5 separate regions of the Mus musculus genome follow, and all the other regions are linked to region 1. The links are chromatin loops, found by intact Hi-C in ENCODE. Cell type or tissue: heart. All regions are shown on one strand.

The links. Peaks named below come from ENCODE experiments on the same cell type or tissue, not always from the same donor. Only the 100,000 strongest peaks of a DNase experiment are listed, where the experiment ranks them.
Region 2: a loop joins it to region 1, with 9 times the contacts of the local background. A loop is called at or near these places in 11 of 42 quality-filtered maps.
Region 3: it touches region 1 in a loop (9-fold over the local background); 13 of 42 quality-filtered maps call a loop at or near these places.
Region 4: it touches region 1 in a loop (10-fold over the local background); 8 of 42 quality-filtered maps call a loop at or near these places.
Region 5: it touches region 1 in a loop (10-fold over the local background); 13 of 42 quality-filtered maps call a loop at or near these places.

What each region holds. Positions count from the first base shown.
Region 1 is chr6:53,719,718-53,724,717 of GRCm38, reverse strand. No RefSeq gene overlaps it. Among named protein-coding and RNA genes, the nearest start is that of Tril, 99 kb to the left of the region's middle. In heart, no CTCF peak of the experiment used is centred here; a DNase peak (open chromatin) is centred at 2,877; H3K27me3 peaks cover 797 bases.
Region 2 is chr6:53,162,742-53,167,741 of GRCm38, reverse strand. No RefSeq gene overlaps it. Among named protein-coding and RNA genes, the nearest start is that of Gm4872, 57 kb to the left of the region's middle. In heart, a CTCF peak has its summit at 3,048 (motif pointing left); no DNase peak of the experiment used is centred here; H3K4me3 peaks cover 690 bases; H3K27me3 peaks cover 249 bases.
Region 3 is chr6:53,264,984-53,269,983 of GRCm38, reverse strand. Gm33348 (a long non-coding RNA gene) reads left to right here and starts at 1,751. Exons shown (of 3, transcript XR_377682.1): 1 at 1,751-1,802; 2 at 3,205-3,296. In heart, a CTCF peak has its summit at 2,751 (motif pointing left); no DNase peak of the experiment used is centred here.
Region 4 is chr6:53,539,119-53,544,118 of GRCm38, reverse strand. All of the region lies in intron 5 of Creb5 (cAMP responsive element binding protein 5), which reads right to left. Among named protein-coding and RNA genes, the nearest start is that of Gm38814, 48 kb to the right of the region's middle. In heart, a CTCF peak has its summit at 2,145; no DNase peak of the experiment used is centred here.
Region 5 is chr6:53,214,961-53,219,960 of GRCm38, reverse strand. No RefSeq gene overlaps it. Among named protein-coding and RNA genes, the nearest start is that of Gm4872, 4.3 kb to the left of the region's middle. In heart, a CTCF peak has its summit at 2,525 (motif pointing left); a DNase peak (open chromatin) is centred at 1,020.

The DNA of each region.
Region 1 (5,000 bases):
TTCATTGAAAGCCGGGCCAAGGCAGGCAGCTCTTATCATAGCTAGTTTCCCTTCATAAGAAGCACTGAAACCAATACATCAAAGATATTCTCCATTTGAGTGGTGTGTACACCTCTTCTAATTCTTTTCTGTTTGAAATATCTTGTGAATCAAGAATGTGCTACATGACTGTATTGTGGAGGGGATAATCTATGTCAACAAACCCAAAGAAGGCATGGGAAGATTGGGAAGACTGGGAAGACGGGCTGGCAGTGGGGCAGGAAAGCATTCCAGAAACCACTGACACATAAAAACCTTAACTTAGCTTTAATTGACCACTTGCGATTATATACACTTATGAGCTGTAATGCCAGCTGCCCATACATCTACACATCCTGGAAACGTTCAATTGGGTTAATCAGCATACCTAAAACCTCACATAGCCATTCTCTGTGTGTGTTAAGAACATTTTAAAGCCTATCATTCCAGAATTTTGAATTTTTCCATATTGTTATTAGCTATAAGGAAGGTGCTATGCCCTCTCTAACTCCCAACCCTTAGTAGCAACTATCCAACTCCCAATGTCCCTAAGTTCAACATTGATGACATGCAGTCTGTGTCTCTTGTGTCCTCTGAACACTTTGCTTCATACGCCTTCCTGGTTCATCTGCACTGTTGGAAATGACACCAGAATACCAGCCTGCCTTCAAAAGAAGGAAATTCTGCCACTGGTGCTTTTAAGGCAGAAGAAGGTGGCTCTAGGAATGTGAGGGAGAGAGCGGAGATGGAGGCAGGGTTTGATGAGGAGGTCCTCTCTCTCTCTCTGGTGTGAGATTTGTGAAAACTGAAAGGAGCACAGAGCACAGGAGGAGGGGTGCCAGATACTCTACAGCCAACCCTTAAACCTCCGAGGCCAGCCACATGCAGAGGTGGGCAGGGCCAGCCTGGAGCCTCTGCTATTCTTGGCAAAGGTTCTGTGGAGATCGGTTTCTGGAATAGGTCCTGAGGAGGACCAGTCTCTGGTATCATTAATCCAGCAATAGCCTTCTGGGCAGGCACCAGGTTGGCATCAAGGGAAAGAGGATGCTGAGTTCTTCTGGTGATTTTTTCATGATGGTGATATGTTTCCCTTCTGTACAAATGTCTACTCAAGAAAATGGCTGGTTCAGGAAAACTGTCCTCACAACCCACAAGGGAACAGGAGTTATCAGAGACTGCTCATCTCCCAAGAAGCATGACACATTGGGGCAGGAGGATGGGTAGTTGAGAAGCCTCCTTCAAAATCATGGAACGTACAATAGAGAGAGTCATTTCCAAAGGGCTGAGGAGAAACTGGGAAAGAGCCCAAAGGAAGATGTGGAGATCAAGTAAGAACTCCATGGAGAACTCAACTGGATTCCCGTGGAAGGGAGCATTAGGAACAATCCATTTGCATACCATGGTGACAGCAAAACAGATTTAGGGACTGGCTACAGAGTGAGGCAAGACAGGGACTCGTGACACGTGTGTCAATTGGAATGCTCTTTTATTGCTGTTGGTGTCTTTGGTGCGGTAAGTCACGGACACAAGGAGGTGATGTGAGAGATGGGATGAGGTCTTATACTTGACTCCCAGGTTGGCCTAGAACCAGTGGTCTTGCTACTCACAAAGGAGGCTCCTTCCCCCCCCCCCCACCCCATTCTGGCTTGCTTTGCTGTTGCCAACTTTCTACAGCTCTGATCCGTTATCGGCAAGTGTCATCCCTTTGCCATACATAGAAACAGTGAGTGCAAAGAAAATGCACTGTGTGGGCAGATGACTCAGAAAGCTTGACCGTGGGGTAAACAAACATTCTATCTCCAGTGATGATAGACTGAAGGCCCTCAGGGCAGGCTGCTGTCTGCTGCCTCCACAGGCACCTCCTCTTACTGTATCCTTGCATAGCTCCACGCATGCCACCAGCACACACAACAAACCATCAATTAAAGATGGCTTCTGGCCCAGGTTTGAAAACTACCCTGTTGCCCTATAGAGCTCTATGTGTTCACTCCTGCCCTCTCCTCTTCCACTCAGTGCCCAATTTCTTGTCTCTACCCAGCTGGGATTACTGAATCCCAGATAAATGAACAATCCAGTCATCTGGCCCTTGGCGGCACCAACAGACAATCAGAACAGTTGTCTGGTACTCTGCTGGTACTCTGGATTCCCTTCATGCTGCTCCTGATGTCTGCTGAGTGAGTTTTGTCAGGTAATGTTCAACCATAACTATAGGAAGAGGCACGCTAGGAGAAATGGACTTGCCCTATGCCTAAACTGCATGAGCAGTGCTGAACTTCATTGTGCAACCTCAGGAAGGAAGATGGGAGGCAGAGAGACTCGGGAAGTTGAAGCTAGTGCCCACCTATGGAGATCTTGTCTCTGTCCTCTCTGGAAGCCTCAAGCCTGCTTCGACCAGTCTTCCAGTTGATATAGGCCCACTCACATGATCCAGTGTAATCGCCGTTACTTAAATGCAGATGATAGTGACTTCAATAGCATCCGCAAGTGGCTTCACAAGTAACCTCTTTAGAGTCTGATGGGCCAAGGGGACTTTAGCTTGTTCTATTGATACATCAAAAGATGTACCAGGGGTAAATATAAACAAAAGAATAGGTAGATCATGTGGTGGTCTGCAGGTGTGGGGAGGGGGCGAGGCAGGGGAGCAGGTCAGTACTAGAAGGCAGGAAACTGCCAGGTTCTGTTTGGAGTTGGAGGTGCAGTATCATCTAAGACTATTGGGGTAGATTGTGGCCTGAGGCTTTGCGATGTTGAAACACTCAGGTAAGAACAGAGCCCAGTTAGTCGGTCCTGCAGGGTCAAACTCAACAGACAGCATCCCTTCTGTCCCTGCACGCACCTTACAAGGGGTGCAGTTTCCCATGGCGTCGCCAGAGGGCGCCCGAATTGAGGAAACGACCTTAGGAGGTACCCAACAGGTGACCTTCAGGCAGTGATTTCCCTACCCTAGGACACTTACACAGGCTGTCTCTTTAACCTAAAGGCTTCAGTGACTGCAGTCAGAGAATGGCTGGTGCACACACTTTCCTCTGCCGGGGAGAGGCTGGTGGCTGGGAGATGGTCCCAAGGCAGGCTGCCCAAGAGGATATCTGGAGACACTCACCAACCTCCTCTGAGCCTGGATCGGTTCTCCCACTGTCCCGAGGTTTGGAAAAGTATATTGAAACAGGAATGGAACGCAGAACTAGCGTCAACAGTCACCTGGGAAACAGCCCCATTGGTCCAGGCTTCCCTTTCCAAATTCTGGAAAGGTCTGCCACTCTCCTCTACAAAATAGTCGTCTCAATAGCAGCCTCTTCCATCTATAAAATTAGGATCCCAAGACAAGAAACAAATCGTTTTTATTTGTCCCCCTGAATTTTGAGATTTAAAAGGATTCATAATATCACGTGCCTCTCACTTCTCTTTAAACGTGCAGTGTCTGATGGAACACCTTTAAAGGCATTATGGGTTTTCAAGGAAAGAAAAGCCACTACAGGACTTCTATCAAGATTTTCACATAGTGACATTATTTTAAAGCAAGGACAGAAGAAGGCTGGTATGGCTTTTTTTTACATCCCCCAAAGGTGGGCAGTGAGCAAGATGGGGTATAAGAGACAGAAGTAATGAGCGTCTCTGCATTTATTATATGCACTCTGAGAAGTCTAAATTGTGCCCAAAAGGGGCATTTAGACACTCAGAGAGACTGAGCAATAAACACAATTCATACTTAAATACAGCAAAGGTCAGGGAAGGAAGCCCCGTCCTTCTCTTCTCTTCAGATGTGGGTCCAGCTCATGTGTGGGTTTGGAAAACCATGACAGGAACGGGGGTCTGGGAGCCGTCTTGCTGTCAAGAGGTTTCTTGAGTTTCCTTAAGACACTCAGCCTGGATTCATTACGCCTTGTCACAGAATAAAGAGAATTAAATATTTTTCTAAGGCTGCAACTAATCCTAGAACTCAAACACGGAGAGGGGGTCCCACATATGAAAAGTTTGTGACATTTTTATTGGAAATGTGCAGAGATGTTGTGTTTAAATCCTCAAGATGAGGAAAATGACTTTTTTTAAAGAAAAAAAAATCCCAAATGATTTTCATTCGTCTGTCCCCAGACCTCTCCTAGCAGACTCAATTAAATAACATAATATCTTTTTTGAGTCATTTAGAAAAATATTTATATACCAGTGAAAGCAGGGAGAAGCTTTTAAAGATCTTACTAACTGTATGGTAGGATATGGGCAAATCTTGTATTTATGGTGTTTTTTCCACACTAAGCGTTTTTCCTCCCTTTACAGGCACGGGCACAGGCTCTCATTTATTTGCAATCAGTGTGTTCCACAGTCCACAAAGAAACTTTTTTTTTTTTTTTAGAGCAAAACTTGCCCTAATGAAATTCAGTAATTCTTTATAAAAAGAAAAAAGGATCTTTTATATGCATTTTATACGCACGGAATATATAAGTGTGGTGTGTACCTGGTAAGACTGATTTCTGCTGACTCTGTAATACAGGTAAATCAACACGGTCCAAGGCACATTATGGGCCACAATTTATTGGGTTTTTATCTTCAGGTAAAGACTTCTATTAAGAATATACAAGTGTCTGCATACCTAGCCTGCCTTGTTTTTCACAGGGGTGTATACATAATCTCTTTTTAAATTTGCTTAATCAAAGCTTGCTATATTGAATACATTTAATTGGAATCCAGTGGTTAAAATATAAAAATTTACTGCTGTAGAAAAGTTTTGATTAGTACTTTCCATTAGTGAGTGTTGTTGATAAACCCTCCAACTGCACATTTGCATCCAGACAACTGACTTGGCCTTCAACTCCACAAATACATTATTTCCCATAAATATTCTTAATGAAAGAGCTGGTCTGTTTCAGAGGAAGTAAAGGCAGTGAAGAATTTTACATAATTGGGGGGGGGGGTGAAGGTACCAACCTTGATAAACACATGCATGGGGGCCTGGGAGGGTGAATTATTAGGTGTGGAAAATAGAGTCT
Region 2 (5,000 bases), 560 kb after region 1:
CTCTCTTTTCAACAATTGTTGAATAGGAGAAACACAGCAGAATTCTAATTTATAACTCACCACATAAAGACCCAGGGCCAACAGCATCAGCATCACCTAGAACATGAACTAAACGATCTTAGTGGAACTGAAACTGCAGGATTTCAATGCTGGTCCCATTGACTTAGAAACTGTCTGGCAACATCCGCAGAGGATGTACTTGATCATGAATGCTCAGTGCAGCGATTGTTTCCTAGTGGGTTTTGCTCTATCACTTCAGTTAAAACCTATGGATGTTGGTCCTCCTGTGGACACGCCTTCCATCTAGTGTGATTATTGAAAACGAATACTTCTCTGATCTCATAACAACCTAAACAGTTCCCCATCAAAACAGAACCTGGAGCAACAAAGCAGAGATTCTCAAATCTGTCTGCACATTAGAATCATCTAGAGAGCATTTCAAAGAACAAAACTGAGACCACGCTGAAACTCATGGAAGTAGGAGCTCCAGAGGAGCAGGGGTCCTCAAATTCTGCATGTGTCTGAATCCCCAAAGGGTTTGCTAACACACCACAGAGTGAGCCTCGGACCCAGTCTCTCAGTAGGGTAAGTGCAGAGCCTGAGAACCTGTGCCCATGTGCGCGTGCAGGTGATGCTCACTGGTGGTTATCTGTGGATCACATTTTGAGAAACACTATTCAATGAGCTAATCTTGGATGGTGGAATTTTCCAGAAACCCTTAAAGAGAACTGAGCATGTAGTCTTATTTTATAGCTGCTATTCTAAATAAAGAGGAGAGGAGTCTTTAAAATAATCAGCTTGAGTCCTATCTTTCTTGTAAAATCTGTGTCGTCATAGTAAATTATACTCAGCTAATTTCTTATAGACCATCCACAGCTCCATTCCTTGGTGTGGAGAGCCGTGAGCAATTGCCATCACGAGCCTCCGCTGTGCCTAACTGGTAAACAAGTAATGTGCGCAGGTGCAAGAGTAAATTCATGCCAAGTCACTGCCCATCCCGGGGTGTAGTAGTGGGGTGATGAGTGAGCAGCTAATCAGGAGCTGACACGTCACATGGAGGGGTATATAAGCAGCATCATTTTCCTTGTTCGGGGTTGTTCTTCTTTCGCCTATGCAATCAATGCTCTCCCAATAAACGTGTGCAGAAGGATCCTGTTGCAGCGTCGTTCTTCCTGGCCAGTTGAGTGCGTGCAAAACCTTGGCAAACCAAATATTGAGTGGGGGTTTTACTCAAATTTGCATTCATTTTGACCAGTATGTGGACCTCTAAGCTGCAGCCATTTTTTAAAATTATATATCTTTTTTGAACCCCTAGATACCAACCACCAGGGTTAGCACACAGACATGTTTAGTAAGTGTACAATCAGATCTAGCCATAATCCTTCCAATACCAGCCACCTGAAACTGGGAAATTATGCAGTTAAGAAATTACACAATTACCTGAAGTCTTCATTTCTCACCAAGCTGCCCTCCCTTTACAACATGGAAATATAGTAAAACTTCTGAGAGTGTCCACAAATATTAGACAGGAAAATTATCTCCTTACAGTCTAGTCATTCAGCTGATAAATACGATATTCTCACTGGGAGCATTTGGGAAGCATGTTCCAAGCCATCCCAGAGAGCTAAGGGCTGGGGAAGGTGAGCTGCCCTCCCGGGTCATGGAAAGGAAACACTTCAGAGTAAAAACAAAATAGAAAAGAGAGCATAAAAAACAAAATGGATAGCGGATATAACAGAGATAACAAATATATGTCAGAAACATGGACTTAGAGGGATCAGAAGTGACTGAATAATTGTATTTTTAGCTACCCAAATCCTGGCGATACCAATTCTGGACTGATTATTATGTAATATGTACACTTGACTTGAAGGTAATTGTGTCGATCAAACTTATTACCAAAGCCTATGTGTTAGTCTATTCTGGCTATGATGCTTCCACTTCCGGAACACAGTGTGACAAGACTGAAAATGTGCCTATTTAACACAGAGGAAGTGTTAAGCAAAGTACACTGGGGTCTTTTTGTTTCCCTTACATGAGGATTGAACCTAACATTACTGCCAGGTAAGTGTCCTCCCTTCAAACTATATTCCCAACCCATTCTGTATTTTTATTTTGAGGCAGGGTTTCCCCATTGCTCCCGCTGAGCTTTGAACTTGCTCTGTAGCCTCCTCACCTTTCTCATTGCTGTGACAGAAGCAACTTAAAAGGGAAGGATGTATTGTGGTTCACAGTTAAAGGGAACTGCTCTCATGATGGGAGATGCCCAAGGCAGGAGACAAGGCTTGGCTCTCGCTGCTGCTCACACTGTCTGCAGTCAGGAAGCAGATAGTGGGTGCACATGCTCAGCTTGCTCTCTTAGCCAGCCAGGACCTTACCCTATGATAGGCCAGGAAAACCTTGAAAGTATGGTCTTTCTGTCTCGGACTCCCGCTGGCATTGCATACCGGAACTTCTAGACAAGGCTTCCCAGTGTCCTTAGGTGATATGAACCCACATCACCCTTTCTTTCTCACTGAACTTTCTGTGGGGTGGAACTGTTCTGTCTGTCTTATATGAGAGCTACCATATCGGCCTTCTCATGCTCAAAATAGGGATACAGTAAATGAGAGTCTGAAGTTTTAATTCACCGAATGTTAATTAACTTAAAACAGCTACACGCAGCAGGTACCTACCATTCTACAGCCCCAGGAATGGAGAACAGGGACAGAGCACATTCGCTGCTTTTTTTTTTTTTTCTATCCACAAGTTCACGACCATACCCAAAACCCACCTCAGGCTTCATTCACTACTTGGAATTCTCAGATCAAAAAAGAAGATAAGCTTTAAAAGGGAGGTGGGGGAGGGGGGCTCGAGTTAATTTTGTATAATCACAACAGAAAGACTTCCAGAGTGAAATCCACACTCTTTGAAAAGCCACAGACTTCCTCCGTTTTGTAAACAGTCCTGAAGAGAAAGCGATCGGGATGGGCAGCGGCGGAGGCAGTGTTTATAGATCCCGGTCTAAAAGGGGCTACTTTAGAGGTCCGATCTCTACAGACTTCCAATTGTGCCACCCAGTGGCAACATGCTTGGTTGAATTTCTGACTGCATCAGGATCATTTTAGCCAACGAAGGGCAAAAAGTACCCTACCCTGGCAGGAGGCAAAGTGTAACAGTCAGGGGTGGGAGTGGTGGCAGGAATGAAGTGGGGGTTGGGGGAGGGACTGATAACAGGATGGACTGACTAATCTGCTCATTCACAATCACTTCCTGCTTTTTTCTTCCAACCCGTTTAAGTAGAAACCCAAAACAGCAACAATCCATTTGGCGGGTTATTGTGTTTCAAATTCGAGAAGTTTCTCCCTGAATGTCTTTGGCCCAATCTATTTACATTACCAGCAAGCGTCTTCCACTCATCAGATTCTATGTGAAGGTGTTGGATGAGTTCAGTTGCCTTTGATGAAGACTTTTTAAAGAATAGAAGGTTTAGTGAGCCAGAAACATTTGGAAACATCATTTTCTGAGGATTTAGAAACACTTCGACATGAAATTAAATGCAGATGTATAATTTGAAAGCTCATGAATCACCAGCTTATGTACATTTATAATTACACTAAGCCAATGTATTCCAAAACCCACATTAGTGTCTGGCTCTTGTAGCTAATCCTCTGGAAAAGAATGTGAATGTGTTCCACTCACTATATCCTCAATACCCGTCAGTGACTGACCAATGTTCAAATCCCTCAGATAGAATGGAGAAGTATTTGGATACGATCTATGAAAGTACTGCAGTATACTTTAAATCATGTCTAGAGTATTTATAATGTAGAATACTCTGGGAGCGCGATGGGGACTGTTCTTATGCAGCGCTATTTGGAGAATAAGGACAAGAACAAGAGTCTGTCCATGCTCAGGACGAAAGCTTTCCTCGCCCCTCCCCCATAAAAATTTCCATCTGCAGTTGATTGAGACATGGGTGTAGAACCCAGGCTATGAAGGGCCAGCCATGTTGCATTTTACTTAGAATATACTGCCATAGAATTGGTGGTAGACCCGATTACATCTCCCAGTGTCTGGGTTTTTCCTCACCGGGTTGGAGTTGGGGGTGAGGGATGCTCAGTGTAAACTGCAGGCGACTCCTTTTGGATACAGGTCCTAAGGGAGCAAGGAGAGGAGCAAGAGTAACGGAGTATGACTGTACCATTCCCAAGCCGCTGTCATTTCAACGATCAGACAGCAGGCCTCTGCCTGCTGTGACTCGGGAGGGCCACTAAGTTTGGTGGAGAACCTTCTGGACGGTCAAGATTTCCCACAGTGTAACTCCGCGTGTCATATTGAAGTGGCAGAAGCTGCCACTCTTCCCTGGATCATACCCAGAAAGCTGAGGAAATTGTGGGACTTTCAAGCGGCCTGACTGACATGAGTTGACATTTCTGCGGGCAGTTCTGACCGAATAAGAAAGCCTGAAGAAACAGGAAGTTTTAGTGGAGACTCAGGAGCAGCATTTTGTATTGAGACCTACACTAAATAAGCAACAGGAGGCTATTGGTCACTCCCTGCCATTGGCCGACAAGACCCCCATAGTCCAGGCTCACTAGCATTGTGCCAGAGGATGGTCCCATAGCAGACTGGATGGACACTGGATTCAGTCCTTTGTTGGCATCACCACTGGTTGCCTTAGAGTCCTGGCAGATGATTTAGACTCTGTGGCGATCTAATGGGAGTCTAGGATCTCACAGAAGGTACAACACTAGGAGATGTAAGGAGGGAGACTTTTGTCCACTGTAATTATACACCAATTCTGAGCTTAGGTGAAGGACCTACCTAACTGTGGGTCCCTTAGCTCTAGAGTCCACATTTGTGAGCTCAGTGAATTCCAGTCCAAAAGCATTTGAAACAATATCTTACGGGTTCTAATAAGCACATGCTGACTCTCTTACGATGATTCTCTAAGCAACATAGTAGCACAAAGCTTTACAGATAATTTGTATTTCATTGCTATCATTCATTGTCTGGGG
Region 3 (5,000 bases), 450 kb after region 1:
GTCGGGTATAACAGGAATGCTGTGAGTTCCTTGGCTTGGTTCATAGCCTTTCTGCTATGTCGAATGAGATATCTTTAACTGAGAAGGGCATGTTCTTCAAACAAGGAAGTACTGGAGTGGCCTTAATTTAAACCTGACCTTACTAGGTCTGATTTGCAGCACATAATAGAAAAGGTCAAAGTTATGGGCTAAGGTGTCATCTGTGGGCAGCAGATTTCGTCACCCAGAACGCAATCCACTTCCTAAAATTAAAAAAAAAAAAAAAATGAAGGTTTGACTGGATGATCTACAAGATCATCCTCTACTGCAACTCTAAAATTCTATAAAATATCTTTGCCATCATCTAGCCTGCATGAATCTTAGATCATCATGGAAATATTGAGCTGCCATCAGTCGAGGCCAAAAGTGAATTAGAAAGGGCCGATAGTAAAACTCTAGAGAGGACCTGGGAGATAAAATGCCACAGGACCCTGGGCTCTGAGAAGCAAGGCCATTGACTGCCAAAGGAACTTCCATCCAGGGAGAGTGAAGAACTAGAGAAGCCAAGCACCGAGTCCCAGAAGTTGAGATATTTTGGCTGCTCTGACCAAGAAGAGCAAGAGAGGGACTCACTGACAAGCCTAGAAGAACCTCATGAGAAAGGAGGATGGTCTCTATGCAGGCCCTGTCCAGCAAAACAAAAGCAAGAAGCAAGTCCAAGGACCATGAAAATAAACAGGTACCACAGTACATGGAAGGCAAAGAGCATTGTTACAGATGACTGTCACAAAGGGGGTCTGAAGGTGGATGGCTGCCCAGCAGAACCCAGCAGACCTGGCTCCACAGCAAAATTCCTAGAAACAAAGGCTTCAGTGAGTAACTCTTTGGTGGCAGCTTGACTTAGTCTCATTTACCTCAAGCTATAGTGATATTGAAAAGCACACACATATTTTGAATGCTGATTTTATTTGTTCACATGAATACTTTCCAGTAGATCCATCCTATGGCACAAGATGGGTCAAATCTGATGAAATAAACAGAGAGAAAAAAAATTAAAACATTCAATGAATTCCTCCATGCCAGATATTGCGCTAGGCTCCTTAGATGAAAATCGCCTCTAAAAAGTGGCTGCTTTCTTTTTATAATGCCTAACTTCTGAGAGATCACATACACTATACTTAGTACAAACTGCAGGAGCTGTGAAGTCCACACTGTAACCCGTATGAAGTAGATTCATTCACTAAATTTGAAATGGATTAGGAAGCAGGTTGGTCATACAAGGGTAGTTATTTTATACTCCAAATAATGCTTAACTGTAAAGAAAAATCTTGCAACAACTGTCTGTATAAAATCAGTAAGACCCCGAGGGAAGTTTTCTTTGCCCATTTTTCAAAAATTAAACCTGCAAATCCATGTTATCAGTGAAGACTTAAAAATTCCGTCAGCATAAAGCAAACAACGCAGGAAGGACTTGGCAAGTTGTCTCCAACCCATCCTTCAAAGAGTTAAAAATGCACCAGGAAAGCCGAAGCCAAATCGCAAACTTGACCTGAACTCTGTTGTCAATCGCCAGGGAAAGCATTCCAGACTCTAAAAAACTGTTTGATTTTTTTTTTTTCCTTCCTAGCATCAAGAAAGGGCTGGAGGGCTTAGAGGGCTCCTGGCATGTAAATTGTAGCCATCAGGAGAAAGCTCCACTGTACTATGAAGTGACGCTTTTATTTTCCCACATGGGCAGAGTCCGGTGGGATGGAGAACTCTGGCTTGAAATCAGCCAAGTGACAGAGGGAATAAAGAGCCTTTTGCCAAACCCGAGATTAAAGGTAATCAAGGGAGAAGTGTCTGCCAGTTATCTGAAAGAATTTGTAAGCAATAGATGCAGGATGGTAGAGCCGCCCAAAGGAAAGATTTCTTTTCTCTGCTGTTTTGGGGAGGCAATCAGCAGGATATTTCATTTCTGGCTTGGGAAGGTTCCTAAGTGTCTGTCTAAGAAGGCTGAAATGTTTCCGTGAGGGTTTACCGGTAAGCATTTAGAGCGGTATAGAATTATGCGCTGTTTTATGACCATGCTTCACAGTAGAATAGAGCACCATCTCCCCCAAGCCTTCACACAGCAGAGCAATTAATTAACTTATCTCCACCAACTCTGTTCTCACTGAAACTTATTAAAAGCCTGATTCATCAGCAAAGCCCCAGGCAATCATCAATTGCCTCATAATAATACAAAAGAAAAATAAGCTACGGCTATGTTCCCACTAAATACCCTAGGAAGCCCTCTCTGCCCTTTGTCTTTGTTTGAAAATATCTCTATTAAGAGTTAAAAAAAAAAAAAAAAAGACCCTCCTTGACATGAAATATGTTATGGCAAGGAACTATGGGAGTAAATTACTGAGCCTCCAGGATAGCAGATTAAGACGAGTTGCTGGACTTTCTCAAAGACACACAAATCATTCAACATGAAGCACAACGGGGCATACAGTGTGTTATCGATGCCACGTTCCAAGCACCATTGTTAATACATACCAGAAGAGGAATTGTTCTTTAAATAATAAAAGGGGGGAGGGGAGGGAGCCAGCAGATTTCTTTGTCAAATAAGCCAGCAAAGAGATGCTGGGTTTAAAAGTATTAAATAGCTTAATAGATTATTGGTCTGCTTAGAGTTTAAGTTTAAATTCAACTCCCAAATATCCACCTAATGACTTGTAAGCAGAAGCTGTATCTATGAACTCCTCTTCACCACGATTAGAATGGTTGACCATGTCAATAGCGCCCTCTTCAGGAAGTTGGAAACCTAGGCCTTCCTTAAATTAAGGGGCGGGGGGGGGGGGGTTAAGACGAGCGAACTCCATCTGAAAACTAGGTTAATTTAAAGAAATATCTGGAATGCTCATGATGTCTCAACTTCACAAGGAGTTTAGGATTCTTCGTCAGTTATTCAAAAGAAACCACATTCTGTCACGCTAGGTTATTGAATATTTTGTGTGCATGCTTTTTTGGCGCGGGGGGGGGGCAGTATTTGGTCTATTAATATCGGGTTGTTTGAGAAGGAGGTATTGAACGTCCTAAGTTGTGTTTAAATATATTACCTAAAATATCAAGTTGCTTCACCTGTGCTAAGATTTTTCTAGTTACAACATTATCCAGGACTTCTTAGATTCCTTTTAAAATGCAATCAGGTTCGCGTCTTTGAGGATTCCTAACTAATGTGTGTGAATGTGTTTCCAGCTGTTTTCCTGGTGTGCTGTACCTGAGAACATCCTGAAACTTTTCGTGTTGTAACGATGCCAGTCCTGCAGTCTCCTGTCTACTTACAACAGGTAGTTTGCTCGGCGTGCTCAGAGCTTACAAATTCCGATGCAGAAGCCGGAAGGAACTTGAAGAAGGTTCCTGCTAAGTGTTTGACCCACTGTCACCACAGCCTTAAAAATCAAAGATGCAGGCTTCTTGTCTCAGGGCTGTAACACACCAAATGACCTTGTGGCAGGGATTTAATCTCACCTTATTTTATCGAGTTATCAGGATTTGGAGGAAATTTACTTCCAATTTCTGAAACACCTCAAGAGTTATGAGGAGCGACACAACAAATGTCAGCTCCCAGAAGCAAGACATTACCCTCCCAGGGGATGGATGAAGGATGCAAAGTCGGTCTGAGCTGGGCTTGAGTCTGTGTCCCTTTGCCCTTCTTCCCTCTTACAATCAGCTTTTCTGGGTCTTGGCTTTTTCATTAGCACAATTAATGATAAACTTCTGTTTGAATAAAGATTTAGCCTAGGTGCCTGTAGGACTGGGTGAAATATAATAAACATCTTTTTAATAGCTAGGCTGATGATAAGGTAAACAAATGGTTGAGCTGAAAAGAGCTGGGAATCAGGTGTTGAGATGCACCCATGCCTTCCCTGTGGGCATTTGCCAATCTTGATAACTGAGAGGCTTGGATTTTAATGGCCACACTGGGGCCTAAGCAGTATAGGGGATTGGAGCTGAGACCTCACAGAGATCCAGAATAGTAAAGGAGTACACCTTCCTCAGGGACCACAGAGAACTAATGCCGGCAATGTGCATTGCCCCTGGGTTCTGTGTCAGAATACTACGACTTCTCCAGAAATCCTGGTTAGAAAAGTCTACACTCCAACTGATACTATCTTCAAACTCAGCAAAATATGGATCCAGAGGAGCCTCAGTGGGAAAGGAGCTGTAAGGGGGCCTTGCCATAAACAAGCTCTGTCTTAAGGACACCCCTTCAATTCAGGTCTTGGAGGATTTCGCCACAAGAAGGGAAAGAAAACCTGGAAATCCCAAAGCACAAAATAGAACCAGTCAGCAGGGACGACGACAGCTGCATATGGCCATCGGGAATTTTAAATATTGGGATGGGAGACACAGATAAAGTCACCAGGTGTAACGTGTTAGTGGAATTATAATGAGGTTTTTTTTTTTCTCGAAATGAGAATGTTACCTGATACTTTAAAAACAAGTAGTAAGATACTTCCAAAACTCACTAGATATTAAAAATAACAGCACCAATAAAATAAAAAACTAAAATCAAATGTTTTAAAAACAGGTTCCCTCGATAGATTATAAAAACTAAAGAGAGAACTGGTAAAATTTGAGAGATGACATTGAAGGAGTAAACCAAACTAGTGGGAATGAAACAGAGCAAAAAAAAAAAAAAAAAAAAAAAAAAAAAAAAAAAAAAAACCCAAAAAACAAAAAAAACAAAAACAAAAACAAAAAAACCACTGACTAAAAACACTTAAAAAACACTATAAAGAAGCACTTAATAGAAAGACAGGGTAGGTAATAAATTAATAAAGGCCAGATGGAGTTTGAAAAGAAATTTAGATAATATCGTAGTGGTAGGATACATAGTGTGAGAGCAGATGGAAGATAAGAAATTTCAGAGTCAAGAACCAAGAGTTTTGAGGAAAATAGAACATGAGAGACAGAATCCTAGGCCAAGCACACTAAGTGGCAACACCAAGGAAAGTTGTGGGGTTCTGGGTACCTAGTGTCACACCTAA
Region 4 (5,000 bases), 180 kb after region 1:
ACACCAAGGGGTGTGGTAGTGGTGGGGTGGTGGTAGTAAGGAGGAAGAGTGCAGACACAGGGCAGGGGAGGGGTGGGACCACTAAGGAGAAATGCAGCTTTAACACCACTGCCAGGGCTTGTCCCAGTGAGCCCTGGCTTGGTCCTTGAATCCTTCTTGACCCAATAGGTTATATTTTGAAAGCAATTGTCCAGAGATATTCCTTTGAAAGTTTGAACTTGTCACCTGCTTCTCCAATCTATACCAAGAAAACCTTTTCACCACCATATCCAGTATACACTTCGTCCCTTCATACAAATAGCTGGTGTGAGTATGGCTTTTGGTGCCATACAGATGGATAAATGTGTTCTCAGAAGGGATAATGTGTGTCTGGGATCCGGTCTGCACAGAAAGGTATTCCATTATTTGCAAAGCTCGCTCTTGAACAAGCCCCTCCCCCTTGTTTTCTTCCCTTCACAAAGGCCTTGTGTGTATCCTTGGGTTGACTACTACTGTCAGATATTTTAAACAAAACAAAACAAAAGCCAGGCATGGGGTACGAGGTCAGTCAATTGCTTTGGTATAGCCATGGAGAAGTACACTGTAAACAGTCACTCTGGACTAAATGTTGTGACTCCCATGGTGAGGGAAGGCATGGGTGGGCAGATGCTCATTCCTTGGAGGGTCCTCCCGGTCACCCACCCCTTGGCTCCTTCTTGTAGCCAGAGAACATGATCAGAAGCTCCTTTGAGGACTCAGGTGAAAATTCAACACTATACCGACTCGCCGTGGTGGGATAGCACTTCCCATTGTACACAGCGGATCCAGGCCCTGGCTGTTTATCCACTATGCTGCCATGGGAATCATTGCAGGGGAAATAGCTCAGGGAAAAGGACGAGGTGCAGAGGAATGGGAATGATGGACTTTGGGTGTTAAGGAAGCCACACACGGTGATGCTGCAGCCAGGGTACCTTTGACTTTGGAAATTATGAATTCTAAGCTCATGACACTCAGTTTTATTTTTTAAGTAGGTACAATGATGAATGATGGTCTTAAGACTCAATAGGAAGCAATTCATTTTTGACACTGTAAGTTTAGCCAACTTCCCATGACTGAGGTCATGGGCCCTAGAGAAGAATCTATTGCCACCACTCTCCAAAAGCTAGGCAACTTCTCACTGCATTCTGAGTACTTACTCTCATCCTCACAGGCAAGTACACTTCCCACTGCTCATCAAAGCTTTGCTTGACACCATGGAGACACCCTCAACCGACATATCTACAATACAGCTCCTAACCTAAGACCCAGGGAACATTGCAGAAGAGGGAGTAGAGAGATTCTAAGAGCCAAAAGATGAAGACATCTTCTGAGAGATAGTGTCTTCTTATAACAGGCAAGCTGCACACATGAAATCTCAGTAGCACAGCTGCCTAAACAAGACCTGAGCAATGACAACAGTAGATATGCCAAAGTGCAAAGGGAAATCTCACAAGGCTCCACCCCTAGATGAAGAACGATAGGTGATTAGTGACTTCTAAGAGGGGGAGGAATCAGTCTTCCCCAGTGATGACCCCTTTAATTGGCTTTCCAGTAGCAAGTGGTCTGCCCTAAATACATATACATAGGTGACACTATGGATCCTGCAGGTTGCACTGAGAGAGAGAGAGAGAGAGGGAGAGGGAGAGGGAGAGAGAGAGAATTAAAGAAAAAGAGATAGTAAGACATAAATAATAATAAATCATAATTTACCCATTAAAAGGAGCACAATGATTGTCTCATCAAACTTTCTCTTGCCTTCCCCTTTTTAACATTTTTGTTTCTGTTTTTAGCTGAAAAAAATTTTAAATATAATTTGTGTTCAATTCAAGGCTTGCTTTTATTAATAATTCCTTTTTGGCATTCTCATGAGTAAATGTTCAATTTCTATGTGACCACCCGCAGAGGGACACAGTGGGCTGTTTTCGATAAATACCTGAACATATTTCTATAGCTTCCTTTATTCAATGGAAATATCAATTAACTTAGTTTCTGATACTAAAACCAGTTTTAGAATGTGTTAACACACTGTTGGTTTACTAGGGCTCATTGGAAGCCAGGCTGTTACTATGTCTACAGTCTTTGCACAAAGCTGGGTGGCTGAGGACATCTAGAGCTCCCAAAGAGCACTGAGTGCAGAACAAAGGGAGAATACCCATGGACTCAGCTCCAAATACGGCTATCACAACAATGAAAAGCACACGCATCACCGAAGCATGGCTATCACAAAATACTGTTATCCAAATACGGTTATCACAAAAAATGAAAACCACAGGCATTACTGAAGCATGCACTCTTTTTACTAAGATTGTTATTTATTATTGTTTTATTATTATTATTATTAATTTAATGTGTGTGTGAGAGAGAGAGAGAGAGAGAGAGAGAGAGAGAGAGAGAGAGAGAGACAGACAGACAGTCTTGTGAGACCATGCCTGTCCTGTAGATGACAGAAAAGGACATCAGATATCACGTTCCATGGAGCTAGAGTTACAGGCAACTGTGTGTGCCTCAGGCTGAGACTGGGACTTGTGTACTTGGGTGTTCTGGGATAGCAGGAAGCGTTCCTATCTTTCCAGTCATCTCTCCATGTCCAACTCTTTTCTATGTTAAATATGGAGATGGTTTATCAAGTGCAATGCATGCACATGTACATGTCTAGTAGGTTTGACCGTCTGCCAGTAATTCCAAAGGTGAAGGCAGAGACAATGGCTCCCTGTCACAAATGGGCTAGCTAGACTGGTCCCATTGGCAAGCCCTGGATTCACTGAGAAACCTGGCCTCAACGAATAATGTAGGGAGCTATCATGGAAGACTCCTGGCATCAGCCATGAGGTTCCACATGTATGCTCACAAATACACACACACACACACACACACACACACACACACACACCCAGCCCACATACACGCAAGAAAGAAACTAACAAAATTTACCCTCTTAATCATTTCAAATGTTCAAGTTAACAGAAACCTTTCTGCCACTTTTGACTGAAAGCCTTTTTGTTTTAACCTCTCAGACAGGCAACATATTTAAAGAGTAATATAATAAAAACTTGTGTGGTCACCACTCAAACTCATCAACAAAATGTTACCAGCAAGAACCCCTCCGATGTCTCCTTTTGACGACTCCTCCATCCGCTGTGCTGTTTGCTTATACTGGAGACAGTAAAACCCAGTGACCCTTTAGTTCAAGATGGTATTGCTTCTGAACTATCTCATCTCCTCAGATCATTCCTCGTCCCAATTCTACAAAGTACAAGATAGAGTACAGCAGAGGAAAAGGAACTGTCTGGGTCGGCAGATGCCTCATTTGCAGGGACCTCTCCCATGCGACAACTTCCAGTCTATGATGCTGTTGTGTACTGACAATTCATAATATATTTATAAGCACTCCACAATACGTAATAAATCGCGGTGTATTGATTTAAACAATGCCATTTGCAAGCCTCAAAGTGCTGTCCTGTGTTACACACATAGAGGAGTTGAACCACTTTGCCAGCCACTGACAGGGAGAAGCATCTCTGTTAGGGGCCCTGGCTAGTCAGGTAGTATCAGCAAAATGCAATACACTGAGGCCCGCCGTCGGGGAGTGAGTTTGCACGGATGCATTAGAACCTTGGCTATTTGTTTGGGGGACTATGTATGATAAGAAGGCTTTTAACAGTCAGGAAGAGAGAAGATCTTTGATTTGTGCAAATCTGTCCTCTTATTAGAGGATTCCTGTATCTCTAATTTTACAATAGTAATGTCATTGGAAATGTAAAACAGGATTCAGTGCAGCAAAGGCAAGCAAAGAAAAAAAAATCCATAAGCCTCTACCACAGACTCTAGTGGAAGGAGCCTGTCTGTTTCATTCAAATGTATTTGGTTTCAACAGATATTCAGATGGTCAGGGATGGGACTTTTAAAACTCAGCCTAAAGGCAATAGTCTGCTAGAGCCAGTTACACCAACTGTGAAAGATCTGCTCTCTCTCTCTCTCTCTCTCTCTCTCTCTCTCTCTCTCTCTCCACACACACACACACACACACCCTGTGACTGACCCCCCCTCCGTGTGTGTGTGTGTGTACATGCCCTACCACTGTGCCACTCCTCCAACCTACAAGCAGTTACTGAACTGTTGGTGACTTGAAATGGACTAAGGTTGGTGCACTCACACATGACACTGAACAAACCCTGAAGATCAAGCTTCACCCCCTGCTGTCCCCCAGAAGTTGGCTTTATAGCAGACACACCCTTAGCAGGACAGTCTCTGCAGGTGACTCTAATCTTTCTTTAAATCATTTGCCTTACACACAGTACTGATTGCATAAGGACGTTTTCATGCATGTCCTCTCTCCCGTATTGAATCTGCTTCTTCACTGGACTCAGAATTGTCCTTTGAACAGATAACGGTGTGGGAAAACGTCACTGTAGCAACAGGTAAAGGTGAGACTGTATTTAGTATGCTCACCTGAAGAGGGGAAATGCATATTTTCTCAAATTGTCGGATGTGAAATGGCTAGCATAGACACAGTTACTTCTAAAGAAGTAATTTAAATGTATAATGAATGTTTTCCACCATGCTCAGCCAGGCTCGGTCAGGCAGCACTCCTCTTTCAAGAAGGACGTCTAAAAGGCCATGGTGGCAAGCACCGCCACACCTCAGAACTGTTTCTCTTCCCAAGAAACACAGGTACCTCAAAAGCCCACCACCCAAAGATGCTTCAAGGGGCAAAAGAACACAAACACTTATAAAGTGTCCTCACAAATACAGCTGGTCTACCTTTAGACCGGCAACCACAGCTTAACTAGTCAGAGAAGCCATTGCAGACACACGTCATTGCTGAAGAAGTGCCTTCATCTCCTGATGGAAAGGGATGTTCTCTGTCCAGTGTTGACATTTTATATGGAAACGCTCCAAGGTAATCACTCCAACTCCTGGCCAAACCAAACACAACTTCTGATTCCTCTTCCTAATCTCACTTCTTCTGAATTTTAGTTTCA
Region 5 (5,000 bases), 500 kb after region 1:
TGTGTGTGTGTGTGAGTGTGTGTGTGTGTGTGTGTGTGTGAGTGTGTGTGTGTGTGTGTGTGAGTGTGTGTGTGTGAGTGTGTGTGTGTGTGTGTGTGAGTGTGTGTGTGTGTGTGAGTGTGAGTGTGAGTGTGTGTGTGTGTGTGAGTGTGTGTGTGTGCATACCACACACACACAGGAAGAGAGGGGGTATTCTTTTTTATAAACAAGAAAGCTGGCATTCAGAGAAAGCACAAGACTTGTTGGAGCCTAGTACTGCACTGGCACAAGAGAAGTGTTTCTCAACCTTCCTAACGCTGTCACCCTTTAGTACAGTTCCTCGTGCTGTGTAAAATTAGTTTTGTTTTACTTCATAACTGTAATTTTGCTACTACTATGAATCATAATGTAAATATCCGAATTGTAGGATATCTGATACCCTATCCCAGAAGGGACCCACAGGGTGAGAATCACTGAACTAGAGGCTTCATTCTCTTCTGAGTCCATATCCTCTGCTTAAGTCACATTATCTCGAGCCATGCTTTGTTCCTGCTCTGTGGCATGAGAGGCTGAACGGATAGCTGGCCATCCAACCCATACCCAAACGTGGGGCCTGACCAATGCTCACGAGTTTCAACTTGTGAGACTCCAAACTAGGGCAGCATTTCAGTCTGCACTGGACTCTGTTTTCCCATAGGCTCCTTGGCCAGAGCCCTCTGGTCAGAGCCCCGTGTGCGGCATGAGCTTTCAAGCCAGGTGGGCAATCCAGAACAGACCATTCCCTCACGGATCCCAGCCCTTCCTCACTCAGGATGGAGGGCCCTGCTAACAAATGGTTTGAATTACAGGGAATCTGAATGTGTTCCCTTGTCTTGGACAGAGTTGTTGCAATTATGAAATAACCCCATTTTTAAAAGTGTGTTGTCCATATGCCGTTACAGCTGAATCTTTTCATGAGCAACAGACGCCTGGCCATTTCATGCAGAGTCACACCCCACATGCTAAGCGGACGGACATAATCAGGGGAAGGATTCTGAAGTGCGGGGGAAGCTATTGCACGGAATGTCAAGCCTGAAACTCGGCCTGGCCCTGGGGTGTGTGGGGGGCATATTGGCTTTATTCAGAAAAGAAACAACAGCTGTGCAGTGATTGGATAAGAATTAGAAAAATCTCACAATTGCCAAGGTGAACCAAACATTATGATGTAGTGCTGACACTGAGACAAGCTTTGCTAGGCGTTCCCACTACTGACTCGCTCCATTTTTTTTTTCTTAAGGGAAAACTTTCCTGGTGTAAGAACTTTCTATCCTTGGATTCAATGTAAACACCTCCCTCCATCTTGCTTTCTGACTGGAATTGAATCAACGGCCCCCAAACTGTGCAGAAGTGGGCGAATCACTTTGCAAACCAGTTAGCAAAGACATCTGCTCTGGTATGAGGTGAATGGAACGAAAGGCAAATATCCCAATAGAGGAACAGTAATTGACGGACCAAAACTGTACCCTAGGAGAGCTTGAGAACTTTTTTTTTTCAAATTAAAACTGGATGTTTGCATATTCTGAGCCAATTTGGCTGTTTGGCTATTAATATGGTGTTATGAGGCTCCAAGGCCGTGATGGACAACCTTTGCTGGAACGAACTGAGAGAAATAAACCACAGATATTCAAAGAGGCCCCTTAACTTTCCTCTGTCTATCTCCCTTGGCTCTCACTGCTTTATTCACTGAGCCTCTTGCCTATAACGGCCCAGCCATCTTCTCCCACTATAGAATCCCGGGATAACTGGTTTCTAAAATGGGAAATATGTGAATGTCTTTTGCCAGTCCCTGCCATTTTATCTGTCCTTCAAGGCTTATCCTGGGGACATAACATGATCATTTTCCCCCTTTCCTATGGACCAAAGTTCTAATCTCTGCGCTCTACCACTTATGGCCCTTGGGCACTGACACCCCTAGGCTGTAGCTTACAGTAAGTTGTGCACTTTAGTGGGACACATTCTCTAGATCCCATTTTCTCCAGCTGCTAAAAAAAAAAAAAAAAAAGGCCCTCAGCTGCTCACCATCTTCAAGAATTGTTTCTGTTAGAAAAAGGTACATGGCACAAAGTCATACACACATGTGTCAGCAGCTGGCATCCCAGCTTGATTCATACAGGCCAAAGGCCTGAAGTGTTCGCCACCCCATTTACGCCCAAACTCAGCAAGGTCTGAGGGATTCTCTCATGTTTTCTCATGGGATCAGATAAGGCCTTTATGGGAATAGTACTATGTTTCTGTCCCCCCACCCACCCCCCCACGTTGTCATGATGAAGCCCTAATTCCTGTTGAGAAGTAGATATTGTTTATAAATCACCCAGTTCAAGGCATTTTGTTACAGCAGCCCAAGCAGATTAAGAAAGCTAAGCACCGTCTCTCCGCTCATCCTGTGTCCTGACACTTCTTCCTTAAAGTGTCCTTCTCAAGAGTTTTTTTTCCCCTGCGTAAAGCTTCCATCTCAGAATCTGCTTCCTGGAACCTGGCCCGTGCCACTCACCCAGCCCTCTAGTGCCCCCATCTGGTTATGCCAGTTCTGCTCTGGATCCGACTGGAGCTTAAACAGACAGATGCTGAGTTCTGCTAGGATGATCTCCCAACCTCTCCCCAGCCTTCTTTGAAGACGAGCCCCAGACATGATGCCTGCTCAGTACTGAGCCATGTTACCTATTCACAAGGTTCTGGCTGCTGGCGGAGGACCTGGGGAAACCCTGCTCTACCCTTTCTTCACCAAGCATCAGCAGTTGTGTGCTCCTGATGTGCTCCTATGGACTGACTGTGTGCTGCTGTCGTCTTTTGTTCCTCAATAGAGTACCCCATTCTTTCATTGGGTTGAAACTCTTCAATGAGCAGGACCAATTCCTCTGCCTCTCCTCACCTGCCTGGCCCTCCTTGGCCCTAACAGTAAGCTATGCCCAAGCTTGTGTCTGAATAACTCTGCCCCCAACTACATTTACTGAAAAAGAGTCACTGGTTTCTAGTGGCCTTGTCCATACATACATTTGTAACGTGTCTTGTCATCAATTCCAACTCAAAGGCCACTTCCTGCACACAACTTTTCCACCCTGACTCTTCATTCTCAGAAAAAAAGGGGAAGTAGACACAGTCTGGTGAGTGTGACTTCAGTCTCTCATAGCTCCCAGAGCGGAACATGGAACAGACAATCAATGGCAAGAGATCCTTGCTACAGTGATATGCAGATCCCCCTGGCATAAGACTTGGGGGCAATTCAGTGTGAACTAACAAATAGCTGTAGAGAACCATTCATACGCACACCAAGCACTGTGCTATGACAGAAAGTGTAAGAAAAAAGAACCCTTTCCAGAATGGCCTACAAAAATCCCATGTTTTATTTGGGAGATGAAGGAAAGCTATCCCCAGGGAATACAGTATCTGCCAGGAAGCAGAACTCCTGAGTAACCCAGTGCAGCTCTCTCCTTGATTAGTCAACGGAGCATCCGACAGAGCAGAAAGCAAAATGCTTCCATACTGGCCATGGATGACTGCAATGGTACAGTAAATTAAAATAATAGGAGGAAATATAAGTTTCCTAAAAATAAAAGAGGTACATGTGAAATATCAAATTTCCAAAATTTAAGGGAAAATCAAAAGCATGGGGAAAATATTTATGAGGAAGTCCAATGTCAAAGCAGAACAAGATCATGCCCACCTCTGAGGACAGTCACGTGTATAAAAATGTCAGGTGGATTCTTTAAAGAATACATGTAATTAGTGGCAGGTTAGAATGCAAGTTAAGATCAGAGTTTTAATTAATGGCAGAATCAAAATGAAAACTAGTAGTCTGCTATTAAAAAAAAAAGACTAATAACTAGCCTGCAAGGCTAACAAGATAACCACGTTAAAATAAGTGCAGCGTTCAAGTCAAAATTCGTAACAAGCTCACTATATTGGCAAGGCCAGATTTATGGTTCCGTGTGTCAAAATGGCTATTCCATTTGAAGAGGGACATTAGCATCCATCAATAGGAGATTGGTTAAATAAATTACAGTAATCCACACAATGGAAACCAGGCAGCTATTAAAATGATGATGGGTAGCTACTTTTATTGACATGGAGAGATGTCTATGACAAGTTAGCTAATGAGGAAAGCAAGTAGGGGTCCTGAGTGGTCTGCATAATCCTATCCAGTTAACACAAAGTCATGGATCTATGTTTTAATATTTCTAAAATGCTTATTTCAGGGCCAGCAATGGCTCAGTCAGTAAGCCTGATGACCTGAATTCCATTCCTGAATCCACATGGCAAAAGCGCGCGCACGCGCACACACACACACACACACACACACACAGTAAGTTCTAAAAAAAAAAAAAAACAGAAAGGAAAAACCATAATCATTATTGCTAAGCTGAGACTGTAGGACATGGGAATGGGTTGGGTGGCTCAGGAGGATTTGGTAGGAGGTCCGCAGAGACAGGAGGATGGGATGGATGTCTACATAGTTGTCAGTGCTTAGGAGCTTCCCTCTGGCAGCAAGCTCAGAGTCACCGTGGCCAGGCTAGTACAAACCAGTCATCAGCCTACTTGCTCAGAATGCAGATGCTGAGCCTTTGGAGGTTAGAGGTCCACATCAAAGCTTGGGATAGGCCATGCTCTCTTCTGGTGCTCTGAGGGAAACCTCCTCGTTGTGACCATAGCTGTGGGCATCCCTTGGCATTTCGCAGTTTTCTTTATTGCGGCTCATGTTTCCAGCCTCTGCCTCCATCTTTACGTGGCCTTTGCCTTTGGTTCAAATCTTCCTCCGCCATCCCCATATAGAGATGCTTGTTCCACAGACTTAGATTATATTTGAACAATCCAGGATGACATCGCCTCAAAATCGTTAATTACATCTGCAATGATGTTTTGTCCAAGTTAAGTTCCATTGAAGGTCTTAGCTGCTCATACCTTTCAGGAAGACATTGTTCCAACCACTGTCAATGGCTAAGGTGACAATGAGGTACATATGAAGTATAGTCTTCTTAAAATGTAGT